2 separate regions of the Homo sapiens genome follow, and region 1 is linked to region 2. Evidence: read pairs that join two places in POLR2A ChIA-PET (ENCODE). Cell type or tissue: K562. All regions are shown on one strand. Links, peaks and the distances in the headings refer to the core of each region. The heading gives the core; the rest is flanking DNA. Region 1 overlaps MYOM3 (myomesin 3). Region 2 overlaps STPG1 (sperm tail PG-rich repeat containing 1).

Region 1 (8,327 bases), core at 281-8,280, 280 kb after region 2:
GGTGCTGGCAGCCTGCATCAAGGTTATGGTGGGGAGCATGAGGACAATAAGGCATGGCTGGTTTCTGGGTAAATTTTGAAGGGTGAGCCAACTGGGTTCATTCATGGAGCACATTTAGGGCATGAGACAAAGAGAGGAAGGGCCAAGGGTGGCTCCAGGGGTTTCACCCGAGGGACTGGAAGGATGGGGGCCACCAGTGCAATGCAGGTGTGGGAAGCTCTGGAGCCGCGTTGTGGACAGGCTGGACGTGAGGTCTCGGTAGGAATCCGGGTGGAGAGGTGAGGAGGCAGATGGGGCAGAGCCCCATGCTCAGGGGCAGCCTGGGCTGAGTATAGAGGATCATGAGAGCACACGGGCTGGGGACAGAGATCATGGGAGGTGACCAGCACAGAGCCGGTCTGGGCGACCAGTTAGCCAATGTGAGTCCCTCTGTTTCTTCAGTCAGTCATAGGTAGTGGCACCTGGGAGGCCATCAGCTCGGAAAGCCCTGTGAGATCCCCGAGATTCGCCGTTCTGGACCTGGAGAAAAAGAAGTCGTATGTCTTCAGAGTGCGAGCAATGAACCAGTATGGCCTGAGCGATCCCTCGGAGCCCAGCGAACCCATCGCCTTGCGGGGCCCGCCAGGTACCCTCCTGATGCCGGGGGTCGGGGAGGAGGCAGGCCAGGCCAGGCTCAGGACCTGAAGCTGCAGGGACAAAGCCCTGCCCACTTCCCTGTCCCCGCTCCCTTCTACCCATCATGAAGCTGAAAAGCAATTTGATCTCAGGCCTGGGGAGTTTTAAGACATCAGAAATCACATTTCTCTGGGCAGAAGGCTCATGGAGGGAGAGAGCCTTCTGCCTTTTTCCAGATCAGCAATGCATGGGTTAGAGTGCACAGCTGGGCCCTGCACAGCAGCTGTGCAAGCAACTGGTCCCTCCGTTCCACAGGTCTCTGGCCTGCCCCTAGATCCTGCAGCTCACTCCCAAGCAGCCCCCTGCTCCTTGTCTGGTGGGGGTTGAGCTGTCCCACCTGAGCCCTGGCTTACCAGGCAGGACACCACTCACCTGCAGCATAACGGGGGACCTGGGAGAGTCATTTCCAAGCTGCACACCTTGCTGTCCTCAACTGGCAAACCCATTGTTCTAAAGGGCCCCATCACTGCTCCCACCTCTGGCTCCTTCCTGAGTCTCCCAACTGCAACTGCATCCTGACCCCAGCTTCCCAGGGCTCCCACCTCTGAGGCCTCTGGATTCTGAGGTTCTTTACCCTCTCATCAGATTCCCCGTAGCTGCCATCACAATCAGCCCTTTAAGGAACCTTGCTACAGTACCACCTATGCAAGAAAAGCCTGGTTTGCTGAAGGTCCCATTTGGGGAAGATTTCAAAGTTCTAGATTTGTTCTGCTTCAATAATTTAGAGGGGAAAAAATACACACGCGCACACACACACACACATACACACACGGCACATATGAACAAGTTGGTGAGCAAGTGGTGCTTTTCTTTACTTCTGGTTAACATTTGGATTTGATTTGGGGCCTGGCCAGTGAGCAATTAGTCATCAGATGTGGGCAGTCTCTGGACCATAAACCACACTTAAATTGTACCAGGCAAGGCTCTGGTATAATTCAGAAAGGAAGGGAGGGCAGGGCTAGAGGTGAAGCCTTCAAACAGGTGAGGGATGAAGACCTGGGATAGGCAGGACCCTTAGGAATAAGAAGAGAGGAGAAAAAGTGGAGCAGGTCAAGGAACAGAAGCTTGGATGAGTCCAACGTTTGGGGGCCAAAAGAAAATAGAGAACAACCAAAGGATGTGTAAGGAGTTTAGAAATAAAAAGAGAACTAGGAAGATCATGCACCTGCCATCCATCAGTCCATCCATGCATCTGCCCATCAGTCCATCTATCCATCTATTCATCCATCTATCCATCCATCTATCCATTTATTCATCCATGTATCCACCTGTCCATCCATCCATCCATCCATCCATCCATCCATCCATCCATCTATCCATCCATCCATGCATCCATTTATTCATCCATGAATCCACCTGTCCATCCATCCATCCATTCATCCATCCATCTATCCATCCATCCATCCATCCATTTATTCATCCATGTATCCACCTGTCCATGCATCCATCTGTCCATCCATCCATCCATCCATCCATCCATCCATTCATCCAACCAACCATCCATCCATCCATTCATTCAACCAACCATCCATCCATCCATTTAACAAGTTACAGCAGCCCCTATCTCAAAAAGCTTAGTTTCAGGGAGCCATGAAAATCAGTAGAGAAATTTCAAGGAAAGAAAACTGAGATTAAAGATAAGGACTGAGGAAACCTATCAGATTTGGTGACTTTTGAGTGAGAGAGAGTGTGTGTGTGTAAGGATGAATGAGTGAGTATGCTTTTGTGCTTTAGTGAGGAAGCAGAGATGCTCAGAGGTAAGGGGAGAGAGGACTTTTAGGATACACTTCTGGGCCTAGGGAAGAGGTCCCAAAGCCCCCAGCAGGTCAGGAATTCATGCACCTTGATTGCTGTGGGAGCTCCTTCTGGCCTCTCCCCATGCTCCTCCCCTTCCCCAGCCTGTCAGACCCATGTAACTCAGCCTTCTCATTCAGCCCATGTTTCTATTTTTTAGCTACCCTCCCTCCTCCAGCTCAAGTTCAAGCTTTCAGAGACACACAGACCTCTGTCTCCCTGACATGGGATCCTGTGAAAGACCCAGAGCTCCTGGGTTATTACATCTACTCCCGGAAGGTGGGGACATCTGAGTGGCAAACAGTTAACAACAAACCCATCCAAGGCACCAGGTACGTCTGCCCACCCGTATCAGTCTGTTCTCACACTGCTATAAAGACATACCTGAGACTGGGTAATTTCTTTTATAAAGAAAAGAGGTTTAATCAGCTCACAGTTCTGCGACCTATACAGGCTTCTTTTTCTGGGGAGGCCTCAGGAAACTTATGATTATGGCGGAAGGCGAGGGGGAAGGAAGCATGTCTTACATGGCGGGAGCAGGAGAGGGAGAAAGAGCAAAGCAGGAAGTGCTACACACTTCCAAACAAGCAGATCTCATGAGAACTTGCTCCCTATCTTGACAACAGCAAAGCGGACATCCGCCCCCATGATCCAATCTCCTCCCACGAGGTCCCTCCCCCAACACTGGGGATTACAATTCAACATGAGATTTGAGTGGGAGTACAGAGCCAAACCAGATCACCCCTCTTCCTGCACCAGGCATCCTTGAAAGGGGGCCATAATGATAATGAAGCCCAGCATTTCACAATATTTACCCTGCGCCAGGTACTGTTCTGGCATTTTTCATATGTGAGGTCATCTAGTTCTACCTGCAAGCCTAAATGTGTAGGACTATTATTTTTATTATTTTACAGATGAAGAAACTGAGGCATGGAGAGGTTACATAACTTGCCAAAGCCCCTTGTAGCTTAGTAAATGGCAGGACTGGGACTTGAACCCAGATGGTCTTTTTCAACAAACTTTGTTGAGAATGTGCTATTTGCAGGACTCCATGGATAGAGATGACCATGCCTTGGTCTCATCCCTCCAGGAGCTTAAACCCAGAGAGAGGTGGGGAGGGCAGAGCAGTGGAGAGCTTTGGAGCCAGGGAGGCCTGAGTTCAGGCTCCATACCACCCCTCACCCTTTCTGTATCAGTCAGGGTTCTCTAGAGGGACAGACTAATAGGATAGATGTATATAGGAAAGGGAGTTTATTAAGGACTATTGACTCACACAATCACAAAGTAAAGTCGTACAACCGGCTGTTTGCAAGCTGAGGAGCGAGGAAGCCAGTCCGAGTCCCAAAACCTCAAAAGTAGGGAAGCCAACAGTGCAGCCTTCAGTTTGTGGCCGAAGGCCTGAGAGCTCCTGGCAAACCACTGGTGTAAGTCCCAGTCCAAAAGCTAAAGAACTTGGAGTCCAATTTTCAAGGTCAGGAAGCATCCAACATGGAAGAAAGATGAAGGCCTGGCTGAGAAGAGCTCCCTGCAAAACAAGATTTGCTCTAGGAGAACGTTGATAGGTGAAGAGAGAGAAAGAGGTCCACAATTGGGTCTTATCAAGAAGGGACAGGATGAGAAGGACATTTTTCTCTAAGCTAGAGCATCCTTGCGTGTCTCTGGATGACAATTCTCTTTGAGGGCTCTGAAAGGACTCGGTGTTTTTGCATCCCAGCATTAGTGCAGGTATTAACAGCCACATGTTCTTTTTCAAGGACAAAGCCCAAAGTCTTGAAGATGTACCATGTGGCGCTGGGTTTGGGGTTGGCTGCCTTTGCTTTAAATTAGAACCTTTCCTAGCGTATTTGCGTTTTAAGGGTGGATCTGGAAAAGCAAACATCCTTTAAAACTCTTAGGTCTACCCCCTCCACGGTGTCATCTCAGGCATTGCCATGGGATCAAGGGCAATATTTTTAGGAAGAATTGACCTGAACCTTCAAATTCTACCACGCTGGTGACCACTTATTCCACAAAGTTGTTCTAGCAAGTTTGGGAATGTCTCCAGGCTGTTTGTACATCCATGAAAGCTGCACATTTCTCTCCCAGGTTTACAGTTCCCGGGCTGAGGACGGGGAAGGAGTACGAGTTTTGTGTCAGGTCAGTCAGCGAGGCTGGGGTAGGCGAGAGCTCAGCCGCCACCGAGCCCATCAGGGTCAAGCAGGCTCTGGGTGAGTCCAAGGGCAGGTCCAGCCTGCAAACCTCCCTGGGCTGGGCAGGGAGCTGGGGCTCATAGATCACATCTTGGAGGGCCCAGTCCTGGTGGCCAGTGGCACATACGCCCTCTGAGGGAAACTGGAGCTGGCCCTGGCTGCCCTTTCCTTTGGGAAGGAAGTAACCATGGCTTGAGGCCATGGGATGGGGCCTGAGCAGCTCTGGGGGGTGGGGAAGCCCTCAGACCCAGAAACCTGAGGCTCCGATGCCCTCCTGAGGCACAGATACTACTGGCTCAGGGAAAAACCCCTGGAGTAGGGCAGGCACCAACTAGAGGAGGCTCGTCAGCTCCCTCAGGCCCCACTGTCCAATCCAGCCACCCCTAGGGAGCAGCTGTCCTCACCTCCTTACCTCCCTGTAGCTACCCCGTCTGCCCCATATGGCTTTGCCCTCCTGAACTGCGGGAAGAATGAAATGGTCATTGGGTGGAAACCCCCCAAGCGTCGTGGAGGTGGCAAGATCCTGGGCTACTTCCTGGACCAGCATGACTCGGAAGAGCTGGACTGGCATGCGGTCAATCAGCAGCCCATCCCCACCCGGGTCTGCAAGGTAGGGCTGGAAGGTGGCCCCAGCCTGTGTCATGACTTGTTTAGCAGCGACCAGAGGGCACTGCTTGAGTCTTGGAGTCTGACAGAGGCTGACAGAAGTCTCAAGTTCCCCTGCCTCAGCCATCGAGATCATTTTCCAGTGCAGACCCACCTTGAACAGAACTGTTTAGAGCCACCAAGCTTGAGCTGGGATTGCTTGAGCTCAGGAGTTTGGGAGTTTGAGACCAGTCTGCAACATGTTCAAAACCCTGTCTTGACAAAAAATACAAAAATTAGCTGAGTGTGGTGGCACGCGCCTGTAGTCCTGGCTACTCGAGAGGCTAACACAGGAGGACTGCATGAGCCCAGAAGGTTGAGGCTGCAGTGAGCCATGTTCATGCCACTGCACTCCAGCCTGGGTGACAAAGTGAGACCATGTCTCAAAAAATAAAAATAAAAGCAAAGCCCCCACAGACCACCTGCTCTGAGTCCCTCCCGCACCACTGCTTCTGTTCCCCATCCCTCCTCCAGCCTCAGCCTCATAGTTTGTGTTTCTGCTCTTAAAGGTCAGTGACCTTCATGAAGGCCACTTCTATGAGTTCCGTGCCCGGGCTGCCAACTGGGCAGGTGTTGGCGAGCTGTCGGCACCCAGCAGCCTGTTTGAGTGCAAAGAGTGGACAATGCCCCAGCCAGGTGAGAGGCCTGCAGGCCTGAAGTCCAGTGCCTGCCCTTCCCTCCTTCCCAAACCTACCCAATGAGATGAAGGTTGCCGCTCTCCTCTATGCATTCAGGCTTGCACTGTTTGTCCTGCACCCCAGGCCCCTGGCCCTTGCACAAACCCACTCTATAATTCCTGACACAAATGGAGTCCTAAGCCTGTCTTAAAGGACCCCTGACCTGGGCCATCAACTGGCCCTGTATCCCCAGCACAAACTATTTCCCAACTCGAGAGCCTGCCTGCTTCTAGCCATAGACCAATCTCCAGCCCCAAAGGTGCACTGCTAGGGTGAGTAACTAGTCCTGGTTTGCCTGAGACTTTCAGTTTCCTACTGAAAATCCCAAGTCCCAGGAACCCTCTTAGTCTTGGACAAATGGACAGTTGGCCACCCTACCCACTGCTCCCATAACCCAGTAAGTCTTCTCACAAATGAGCCCCTCACCTCCCACTGAGGAAGGAGAATCACACCCTTCCATCATTTTGTTCAGCTCAGTTCTGTTTTCTACACAAAACCTCTACCTCAGTGGCAGATAACTAAAACATATGATGCTTTCGACAACCACAATTATAAACAACGAGTATTTATTGGGCCGTTACTAGGTACCAAACACTTTTCATAAATTATCTCACTAATGCTCACAAAAGCACTATATTATAAGAGCTATTATTATCCCCATTTTACAGACGAGGGGACAGGAACAAAGAGGCTAAGTATCTCATCCAGAGTCCCCATATCTGGAAGAGGTGGAGTTTTGACATGAACCCCAGAGGTCTGACTCTAGAAGTTACACTAGAGTCACTAAACACTGAAGCACTTTAGAAGGATTAATGCTGTCTGGGATGGGGATGGGGAAGGTCAGGGAAGCTACCGGGAGGAGGGGAGGCTGAGCGCATTTTGAAAAGTTAACCGTGGTTTCAGGCCCAGAGCCAGGCTTTGTCATGAAGCCAAGGTTGGCCCGGGCTTGGCGACACCCAGAACAGGCCCTTCCTGGCTTGACTGTGACTGAGGGATTGACAAGCTTGTTGACTGACTGCTGGGCTTGCTGCTTACCTGGCTGGCTGCCTGGCTGCCCAACTCACACATCTCTTCCCATCTCTCACTTGTCACAGGCCCCCCGTACGATGTACGGGCATCCGAGGTGCGGGCCACATCCCTGGTGCTGCAGTGGGAACCCCCACTGTATATGGGGGCTGGGCCTGTCACAGGCTATCACGTCAGTTTCCAGGAGGAAGGCTCTGAGCAGTGGAAGCCGGTCACCCCAGGCCCCATCTCTGGCACCCACCTGAGGGTAAGTTCTTATGCCTTCATCTTCTGACTGGCCCTGAGCCTTCCCTGCCACTAGAGCATCAGAGCTGGAATGACCTCCAGACATCACTGCTCTCACTTAATGGAAGCAGAGGACCAGAGAGGAAGAGCGATTTACCTAGGGTCACACAGCAAGTTGGAGGTAGGTCTGGCTGGCTGGTGCCCATATCCTGCTCCATGCTAGGCAGGTGCCTCCCTAAAGACTCACTTGGTATCAGCCAGGTATATCAGCATTTGCACATGTATATCCCTTGACCCAGCAATTCTGCTTCTGAGATTGAATTATAGACAGGTAATTAGGCAAACGTGCAAAGATCTAAGGACAAGGATGCTTCTTGTAGCCTTGTTTGTAACGGCCCAAGCTGGAAACAACTTAAACGTCCATTAGTAAGGGTGTTGCTTAAGTTAATCACAGTGTACCTTAAAAGTAGAATCCTGTGCCAGGCAGTATAAAGAATAAGGCAGTTAAAGGAACAAGACAGTATAAAGAATGGAGATGGGCAGGGCATGGTGGCTCATTCCTTTAATCTCAGCACTCTGAGGAGGCCGAGGTGGGAGGATTGCTCAAGCCCAGGAGTTCCAGACCAGCCTGGGAAACATGGAGAAACTTCATCTCTAGAAAAAAAAAAAAATAGCCAGGTGTGGTGGTATATACCTGTAGTCCCAGCTACTCGGGAGGCTGAAGTGGGAGGATCACCTGAGCCCACAGAGGTCCAGGCTGCAGGGAGCCGTGATCGTACCACTGCACTCCAGCCTGGGGGACAGAGCAAGACCCTGTCTCAAAAAAAAGAATGAGGTGGACCTACGTGCATGTATTGACACAAAAAGATATCCATCCTATATGGCTAAGAAAAACAAAGCAGAATACAGAGTAGGATATTTATATGTGAATAGCATATAATATATGTAACATGTTAGATATAATATAGATAAATAAACATGTATGCAGATACATGTTCCTTAATTTAAATGAGAAACAAACTCTAGAGTCTTTGGCTAAATGAGAGGTCTAGCAGAATCACTAGTTTTGTTCTGGAGTGATGGTTGTTTTAACTTC
Region 2 (8,327 bases), core at 257-8,256:
CATTCAGAAGCAGTCAAGCTCTCATAGCTTTATACCGATGGAAGTTTAAGCCCTGACTTTCGAGTTGGTGATACCTGCTGGATTTGTACTTCAGCTCTGCTGTTTTTATGCTCTGTGACCTTGGGCAGAGTTCTAACCTCTCTGAGCCTCCATGCCCTCATCTGTAAGGTGGGAATAATTCCTGCCTCGTAGGATTTTGCTTTCAGAATTAAAAATACATGTTTGGCTGGGCGCAGCAGCTTGCGCCTGTAATCCCAGCACTTTGGGAGGCCGAGGTGGGCGAATCACTTGAGATCAGGTGTTCGAGACCAGTCTGGCCAACATGGTGAAACCCTGTCTCTACTAAAAATACAAAAATTATCCAGGCATGATGGTGCACGCCTGTAATCCTAGCTACTCGGGAGGCTGAGGCAGGAGAATCACTTGGACCTGTGAGGCCCAGATTGTGGTGAGCCGAGATTGCGCCACTGCACTCCAGCCTGGGTGACAGAGTGAGACCCTGTCTCAAAAAACAAAAAAAGTAAATAAAATATATGTTTGGCATTGGCATTGCAGCTGGTGACTCAAAATTAACACAGATTTTTAAAAGTAAATACAGGGATTTTTGTTACCCTGTTTAATATCCTACACATTTTATATTACTCTCACCTAAGAGGCTCAAATACTCACAGAGCTTATTTATTTCTCGAATGGTTCTAGAACTTCTGGAACTAACTGCAGTTAGGGTTAGTCCTCCTGTTACCATCTCAGCTCTCACCCATGCGTAGCCCCTCCAGACAGAGCTGGCCACTGGGAGGGCTGGCCAGGTGGGACCAACAATATATCCTCTTGGGCCCCTCCAGAGAGATCAGGCAGGTGTTAGGAGCCATAGCCACAGTGGGTCAGAAGTCCAGGCAACCCAGGGAGGCTGCCAACATTGGGCATAGTCTGATCATCAGCCTAGGGCAAGGGGACCACAGTTAGAGAGAGGTGCAAGTTGTGAATCTGCCAAGTCGAACTTAAGATCTGGAGAGGGGATTGAGACCTCAGCTGGAATCCACCAGAGGAGTCCCTTCTGCCCTCCAGGTCTAGGGCTCTGCAGGCTGGCCTTGTACAGGCTGTAGGGCTAGGGGCTGGGGCAGGCCAGTCTCCAGGAACAGCTCTGTCTCTGGAAAGTCTCTCTCCAGAGACCTCCCGCCTCCAGGCTGGCATGCGGCATCTCTACAAGTAACTATTCCCTTACTCTGCCAGAGAAAGAGTGGTCAAGAGGACAGGTGTTGGAGTTGGCCGACCAGAGTATGAATCCCAGCTCTGTACCTTCCAGAGACTTCTCCTCTCTGAGCCTCAGTTTTATGTTATTAAGTAGAGATAAGGATCTTATCTCGTAGGGATTCCATGAAGATTCGATGAGAAGATGTTGGAAAATAGCTATTACCGGTTGGGCATGGTGACTCACGCCTGTAATCCCAGCATTTTGGGAGCCCAAGGCAGATGGATCACTTGAGGCTAGGAGTTTGAGACCAGTCTGGCCAACATGGCAAAACCCCATCTCTACTAAAAATACAAAGCTGGGCGTGGTGGAGGGCGCCTGTAATCCCAGCTACTCAGGAGGCTGAGGCAGGAGAATTGCTTGAACCGGGGAGGTGGAGGTTGCAGTGAGCCGAGATCATGCCACTGCACTCCAGCCTGGGTGACAGAGCAAGACTTGGTCTCAAAAAGAAAGAAAATAGCTATTACCCTTATAATGATAGCTGTGGTTATTGTATATCCTATAGACCTACTAGGCTATATTATACAATACAGCTGTTATTTGGCATGGCAGCTCAAGCCCCCAGCCCAAATTTGGAAGCTTCTTCAAGGAAAATGGTGAAATAACATAAGAGTGGAGGATGCTCAATTTTTAACTGCTTTATCTGGAGAAATATCTTCTGGCTTTTGCTCAAGTTTGAACAGGTGGTTTGAGATCGTTCTTATTTTATGGCGTTTGCATTTGTCAGTCAGCAGACTCTATAGATTTCTAGTTCTGTACTGGAGGCTCAGGTGAACAGGACACCACGCCTCCAGCCAACCTCATCTGGGAACAGCCTCGAAGCCAGGTGGAGGAGCCTGCAGCAAAATGCCGGGTTAGGTGGCCCCAGGGGTGTATGGCCATGTACAACCCATGGGGCCGTCTTCCCACTGGGCAGTGCAGCGGGACTGCGTGTCTGGGGCTTCTAGGGCTCGCTGGCTCTCTGTCAATGCTTCACAAATAAAAGGTCTTTGGTTAATAAGTCTGAGAAGCACTGCATCGTAACCCTCTGCCCCTGAGAACATCGCAGTCTGCACAGGCATCTTAAAGGCTCTGAGAAGGCCTGCAGTAAAGGAACCTATTAACCCGCTGTCTCCTAAACTTGGGTTCACCCTGATGAGGGGATGGTGCCCCAGGCTCTATAGCACGACATTTGTATAGCTGGCTCTGTGGTCTGGGGCTGCTCTGGGCACCTCTCTGGGTCTTCATTTCTCTATAAGCGAAAGAAGGGTGTCTGCATTTCTGACACATCAGAATCCCAGGTTTGCTCACCATGGACTCAGGAGAGCACACAGGGGACAACGAACGTGGAGCCAGCCTGGACCCACAGAGGAGGTCCAGATTATGTATTTTAAAATTAACGTGGGAAAGATGAAGCTAAGAAATTTATCATTTTATTTGGAAAGCAAGAAGATAAGACTGGTAGGCTTTGGACTATTCTAAAAAAAACATTTATCTGTTCCCGATGAATGATGAAGAAAATGATGTAATGAAAAGAAAAGACAGCTGAATATCAGAGTGTTGAGGAAATATCCAAAATCCAGTTTCTCAAATTCCAGTTCTGTTTTCTCCTGTGTCCCTGGAGGGAAGAGAGGGACAGGAGCTACACGGGTTCCTGAGGTCAGTAGACCCCTGAGGTGACCCCATCTGCATGCACCTTCCCTTAGGACTTTGTCCACATCAGAACTAATCCTCTTTAGCTCTCCACGGCTACGTGGAGCGGCGGTGACTTGCCGCCATGTTTCTTTCTCGGGAACACACGCGTGCCATGCAGGGGGAGACCTGCCCTCATCTGTCTTGGGTTGGAGTTGATGGGCTTCCCATTCTTGGGCAGAGTTACAGCTACAGAAATGCTTTTCTGGATCTGCTTTCTTCAGGGTGCAGGAAGCATCAGTGCAGATATGAATTCTCCCTGGAGTTTTTAGTCTCATGTTACTGGCCAAAAAATGTAAAGCCCAGCCGTGAGAGGATGGCTGGATATGACCAAAGCTCAGGAGGCCACCATTAGGGCAGGGAACGGCTGATCACGTCCCCTGAAGAGGCCATGGAGGCAGCGTGGGCAGTGGATTGATTAGCGTAGGCCCCAAAGTCAGTACCATGGAACCTCCACTTTCCCTGCTCACCAGCCCTGTGGGCCTGGGGGAAGGGAGGTCACTTAACTCCCAGTGGGTTCAAAGTCATCCTTGGTGAACCAGGATAAGAACACCTCATAATGTGGTTGTAAGGATAAAAGGAGATAACCCACAAAATTCACATGGTAACTTGTATTTTTATCAAAGCAGGTGAGCGGGTCCTCTGTGTCTTCCTAGGGTTTCTAGTGTGGCCCCGCAGGGCGGATGCTGTGCTTGGGGCTGGCTGTTTGTTAGCACTGGCATTTCTGAGCTCCTTAGCTAAAGGTCATGCCATCGGGTGTTCCTTGGCCATGGCCACCTTGCTGACTCAAAGCTAAGAGGACTTCTCAGCTTCCAGGGTGTCTTCAGAAGCAAAGTGAAGTATCAGCCAAGGTTTCGCTTCTGAGGTCTTCAATATCCGTCACAGTGATGACTCAATCACTTAGGGTGAGTCAGGGTGAGAGTTTTGGAGATCAAAATAGTTCCTCCTAGGCAATGCCTTCCAACTCATGCTCCCCAGCAAGGAGGTGCAACACTCAGGGCCATTTTTCTAACCCTTGATCTGCTTCCTGGAGTTTTAAGCCACTGGATTTGCACAGACACGCTGTCTTGTCACAGCTAGAGCTGAAAAATCAAGCCCCGTTGGCCCCACTCCAATTTTGGTAATTAGATTGGACCCACCCTAACTTCCCCTGGGATTTTCAATTAGATATGGGATGCTTCTTCCCAAGCAGCTGTAATCTGTCACCCGCTACCCTGTTAAACAGATACTGCATTCCACCCCAGAGGCAATCGGCTGCCCTTTAATGATGAGAAAAATTGCCCCTTTATCCCTCCCAACCCTGGGAATCCCTGAGGCGAGTGAATGTGTGCCTGGGAGTGTCTGGAGGGTCTCAGATGCTTTCCCCAAGTGGCCTGCTGAGTCCTCTAAGACATTCATTATTCTTAGGTGATTTGCAAACAGCTCACATTGGAAGCTGCAAACACACTTAATCCAGTTGTGGCCAACTCAGAGCCTTTGATAGATGTTTTCTTTCCACGGGGCAGGGCCAGGTTGGCTTTTATAACTGAGCAATGAGGCTCATAAAAGCCCTGGTCACAATGCACTGTGGGCTGCCCTGGGTTTGATCCAGCCTGACCTTTGTGATTTGTCAGCCCCACCTCGACATGGAGGGACCAGCCCTGGATGAGGATGAAACTGTCATGTGGGCCTCAGATGCCTGGGCTCCTTTACATGCTGCCAGCCCTCTGCTTTTCTCTGCACTTCAGCAAATGTTCCCGGGATAGGGCTAGGGGCCTCAAAGCTGAGGAAGACACAATACCTTCCCTTAAAGAGCTAGGCAAGTAAAAGCCATAGAAAATGCAACATTTTAAATGCAAAGTAATAGCCAGAATGTATTCAGGGGCCACATACTCTGAGCTGAGAGCTCTCAGATGTGACCTGCCGTCGTCCTTCCACCTCTCCTCCAGGTGGGTGTGTCATTCCGAGTTTACAGTGAAGTGCAGGCTGTTGACGGTGGTGGGGCTGGGATTTGAATCCAGGTCCCTCTGCCTCCAAAATCCATCTCCAAAACCCATGTTCCTCACTTGAGTCACAGGATGGGAACATTCAAGACAGTCAGGTGGGGGGTGGCGAGACAGGCGTGGGTGGAGGAGAGAAGTTTCCCTGGAAGAAAGTGAGAACGTCAAGAATTGAATTCGAGTTTGCAGGGAAAGTTGGTGTTTCTCACAGAAGGAACAGCAGGGACAAAGGCATGGAGTTGCTGAACTGTGTTGTGTTGGGTGTTTCTGGAAGGTAAAACGGAAGCAGCAGGACATGGGAGATTAGGCTGGATTGAGAGGCCATAAATAGATCTTGCCTTTAAGTTTTCATCAGGGTTTGTAAGTGGGGAGTATCAGAAGCAAGTGAACAACCCAGGAAATCACTGGTGAATGGAGGGTTGAAGGCAGTCTAGGTGCTCAGCGTCTGTCTCCTTGTGTCCCAATTCCTGCCATAACAGCTACAGCTTTCCCCATTCCATGCTTTTGCTCCTGCTGTTCCCTCTGCTGGAAATGCTCTTCCCCACCTGAAGATTTTCTGGATTTCTGGATGGATTTCTGGATTCATCTTGTTGGAATTAATGTCCCTCTGTCTCTGTCTCTTTCTCTCTGCTTTCAATGCAGTTTTTTATTTTAACCTCTATTCGAACAGATTTCATGTTTTTAAACAAATGTTACAAGTAAAGCACAATCTTCCTAACAATCTGGGTAGTAGGTATTATTTCCACTGTTTTACAGATGAGGAAATTGAGGCTTAAGGAGGTTAAGAGCCTTTTCTAAGAACACATAGCTGTTGAACGGGGAAGTGGGGATTCAAACCCAGCTCTGTCTGAGTGCAAAGCCTGTACTGCCTGAAGTTGTCACCAGTCATGGCTGTTGCTGGCAGCGGATTGTCAAGCCCTTAAGGACACTCAAGTCCGTGTCTTAGTACAGAACTGCCTGGATTCCCAAGCATGCCTGGCCCAGAATCCCACACATGGCTGGTGCTCATGAAAGATCCATAGTGCTAGGCTGAAGGTTCTGAGCCTCTCCTGGGCATACTGAAGGAGTGGAAGACAAGAAACCTCTCTAACCCATCTTGCCAAGAACACTGGTGAGTCATTAACTCAGCGTGCTCCAGCCTTCTGCAGGCTGTCCTTGGCTAAGAAAGCAGACACCTCATGGTTTTCTCAAAGAACAGGGTGGGAATCTTGGGCTTGGAGTGACCCAGACCAGTGATGGGGTGACCTCATATAATGGTTGATTTGTTCCAGCTGTAATTTCCAGGAATCAAACCTGTCTCTCCATGATGCCAGCCACAAACTCATCAAATGTCTGGAGGTGTTTTGAAGGGGGAGCCACAAGCCAGAACAAGGAGAAGCCAGCTTTTATTTATAAGGGGAGAGGTTGTTGATTACACCCTGTAACCAGTTCTTCCATGCAGATTCATAGCAAACAGGGAGGCAGCATGTCCCCCCTTTCCCTGTGGGTACCTTTGTTCTAAATATAAGCATCCACGCCAGCTGCTCCTCCACCACAAGATGTGAGCCCAAGCACATTTATGATGGCTTTCAGTGTCCTCTCTGACCAGGGGGGTGTCCCCTGCCTCAGCATGACTCTGGGGTGGAAGGGCCCTGTCAGTCTTTTACGAGGCTCAGTTGCCTGTCTGTCACCAAGCAGCACACATTGATGCTGACACAGGGATCATCAGAAGAATAACAACTACCTTTATTGAGCACCTACTATGTGCTGGTGCTCTACTAGGTGCTTTACATACCTTTTCTCTGTTCATTGTAACTCCTTTATAAAGTTAGTGTCATTGTTCCTTGCAATGCTGTGTATACTGACGCTAAGCTATAGAGAAATCAGGGGCCTTGTCTTACAGCCAGTAAGTGGCATGACTAGAATTCAGCCTCAGGTTTGTGTGTGACCCTTAAACTCAGTCCCCTCCGCCATCATGCTTTCTCCATATTGCTAGGTGCCAAACACTTGAGTTCTATGCCAGCATTCCTACAAAGGTGCCTATAACTGGATCGGTTACTTTGTCTCTCCGGACACCAACATTTTTAGAAAACTAAGGAGGTTGAAGAAGACATCACTTGGGTCCCCTCAAGCTCTCTGTGTTTAAGAAGTTGTTGGCTAAAGTGCAGTAGTGCCCCAGTGGCCAGGAATCCCAAGTCCCCTCCTTTGCTTGGATGGGCTGGCTCCCTTGGTCATTGAGTGCTGGGGGAAGCTGGGGAAGGCTCCCTTGGCCATTCAGTGCGGAGAACCTCCTCTCCCCTTTTGGTGAGAAGCCTTTTAGAAGAAGCCTTGGGTGTGAGCCAGAAGGAGGCGGCCCTTCTATTACATGGTTGGGAGAGTAGCATGATTCCTGTAACAAGCGCAGAAGTCTCTGACAACCCAGTGGAACTTTGAATCAAGGCCTGATGAAAGGTCACAGCAGGAAGGGACCTCAGAGGTCATCTTGTCCAACCCCTTCCTTTTACAGATGGGGAAACTGAGGCCCAGAATGAGTTAGTGACCAAGCTAGGACTCAAGTACAGGTCCGGTCTTTCATTTCATGTCTCAATATCAGAGATAAAAGATAGACTCCCTTTCTGGAAGGAGGGGAAGACAGACTTGAAAACAATGGCGGTGTGAGTGGTAAAGGGTTATGCAGAGTCTCTTGATTTCCAGCCCGGTGCTTTTCCACTCCTGCCTCCTGCCTCCCCAGGATGATATTTAGTAGGATTCTGGAATGTCAATGTTACAGTGGCCTCTAAAGACCTGCTGGTCTTGGGATGGCAAATCTGTGGAATGTGGGATGCTTCTTTCTCTTCCCTGACCATGGCAGGCATCACAAGTGGGTCACTAAGGCCTCTTCCCATTGAGTCCATATGAGGCCTCAGTTTTTTTCACAGAACTCCAGCCAGGCACTACCAATCAATCAGAGTTGGCACATGAGATATACACGGCCTGCCATTTCTGGTTAGCTCCACATCTCCAGCAATGCACACTGAGCTCTCACTGTGTGCCAGGCCTATCCTGAGTACTGTGTTTTAGGTACGTCATCTCATTTATCCTGACAACCCTGACCTCAAAGTAGGTCCCATCATGATTGCCATGTGCAGATGAAGAAACAGATCCAGGGGTCCCCAGCTCACTACCAGTGGAGCTAGGGCTCTGCCCCAGTGCCGTGACCAGTCCTCTTCCAGACAGCTTGCTGCTGTGCAGGTCTTGGCTGTGTCTAGAAACTGTGCCTTCCCCACTAGACTGCCTTAGTGACATCTTCCCGTTTTATCTTTCCCAAAGGAAAAACCCCATCCTGAACTTCTCTGCTCAGCCTTCGCCTCTGCCTCCGAAGCCACCTTTCCCAGGTCCTGGTCAGTATGAGATCGTGGACTACTTAGGCCCCCGCAAGCATTTCATCTCTAGTGCATCATTCGTGTCCA

The links. ChIA-PET counts read pairs that join two places held together with the same protein. Peaks named below come from ENCODE experiments on the same cell type or tissue, not always from the same donor. Only the 100,000 strongest peaks of a DNase experiment are listed, where the experiment ranks them.
Region 1: POLR2A ChIA-PET joins it to region 2 with 6 read pairs; 2 of 35 experiments call an interaction of 5 or more read pairs at or near these places.

What each region holds. Positions count from the first base shown.
Region 1 is chr1:24,078,942-24,087,268 of GRCh38, reverse strand. It overlaps MYOM3 (myomesin 3), which reads left to right. Exons shown (of 37, transcript NM_152372.4): 15 at 442-625; 16 at 2,630-2,801; 17 at 4,555-4,676; 18 at 5,081-5,268; 19 at 5,813-5,939; 20 at 7,075-7,253. MYOM3-AS1 (MYOM3 antisense RNA 1) reads right to left here. Exons shown (of 3, transcript XR_001737930.2): 2 at 5,419-5,515; 3 at 3,914-3,994. Among named protein-coding and RNA genes, the nearest start is that of MYOM3-AS1, 16 kb to the right of the region's middle. RefSeq lists an enhancer at 4,987-5,488. In K562, for the core only: no CTCF peak of the experiment used is centred there; no DNase peak of the experiment used is centred there; H3K27me3 peaks cover 5,919 bases.
Region 2 is chr1:24,360,902-24,369,228 of GRCh38, reverse strand. STPG1 (sperm tail PG-rich repeat containing 1) reads left to right here. Exons shown (of 9, transcript NM_001199013.2): 8 at 8,188-8,327. It also overlaps a transcript of GRHL3 not described here. Among named protein-coding and RNA genes, the nearest start is that of GRHL3-AS1, 43 kb to the right of the region's middle. RefSeq lists enhancers at 3,902-3,951, 3,716-4,010, 3,213-4,412. In K562, for the core only: no CTCF peak of the experiment used is centred there; a DNase peak (open chromatin) is centred at 3,808; H3K27me3 peaks cover 5,596 bases.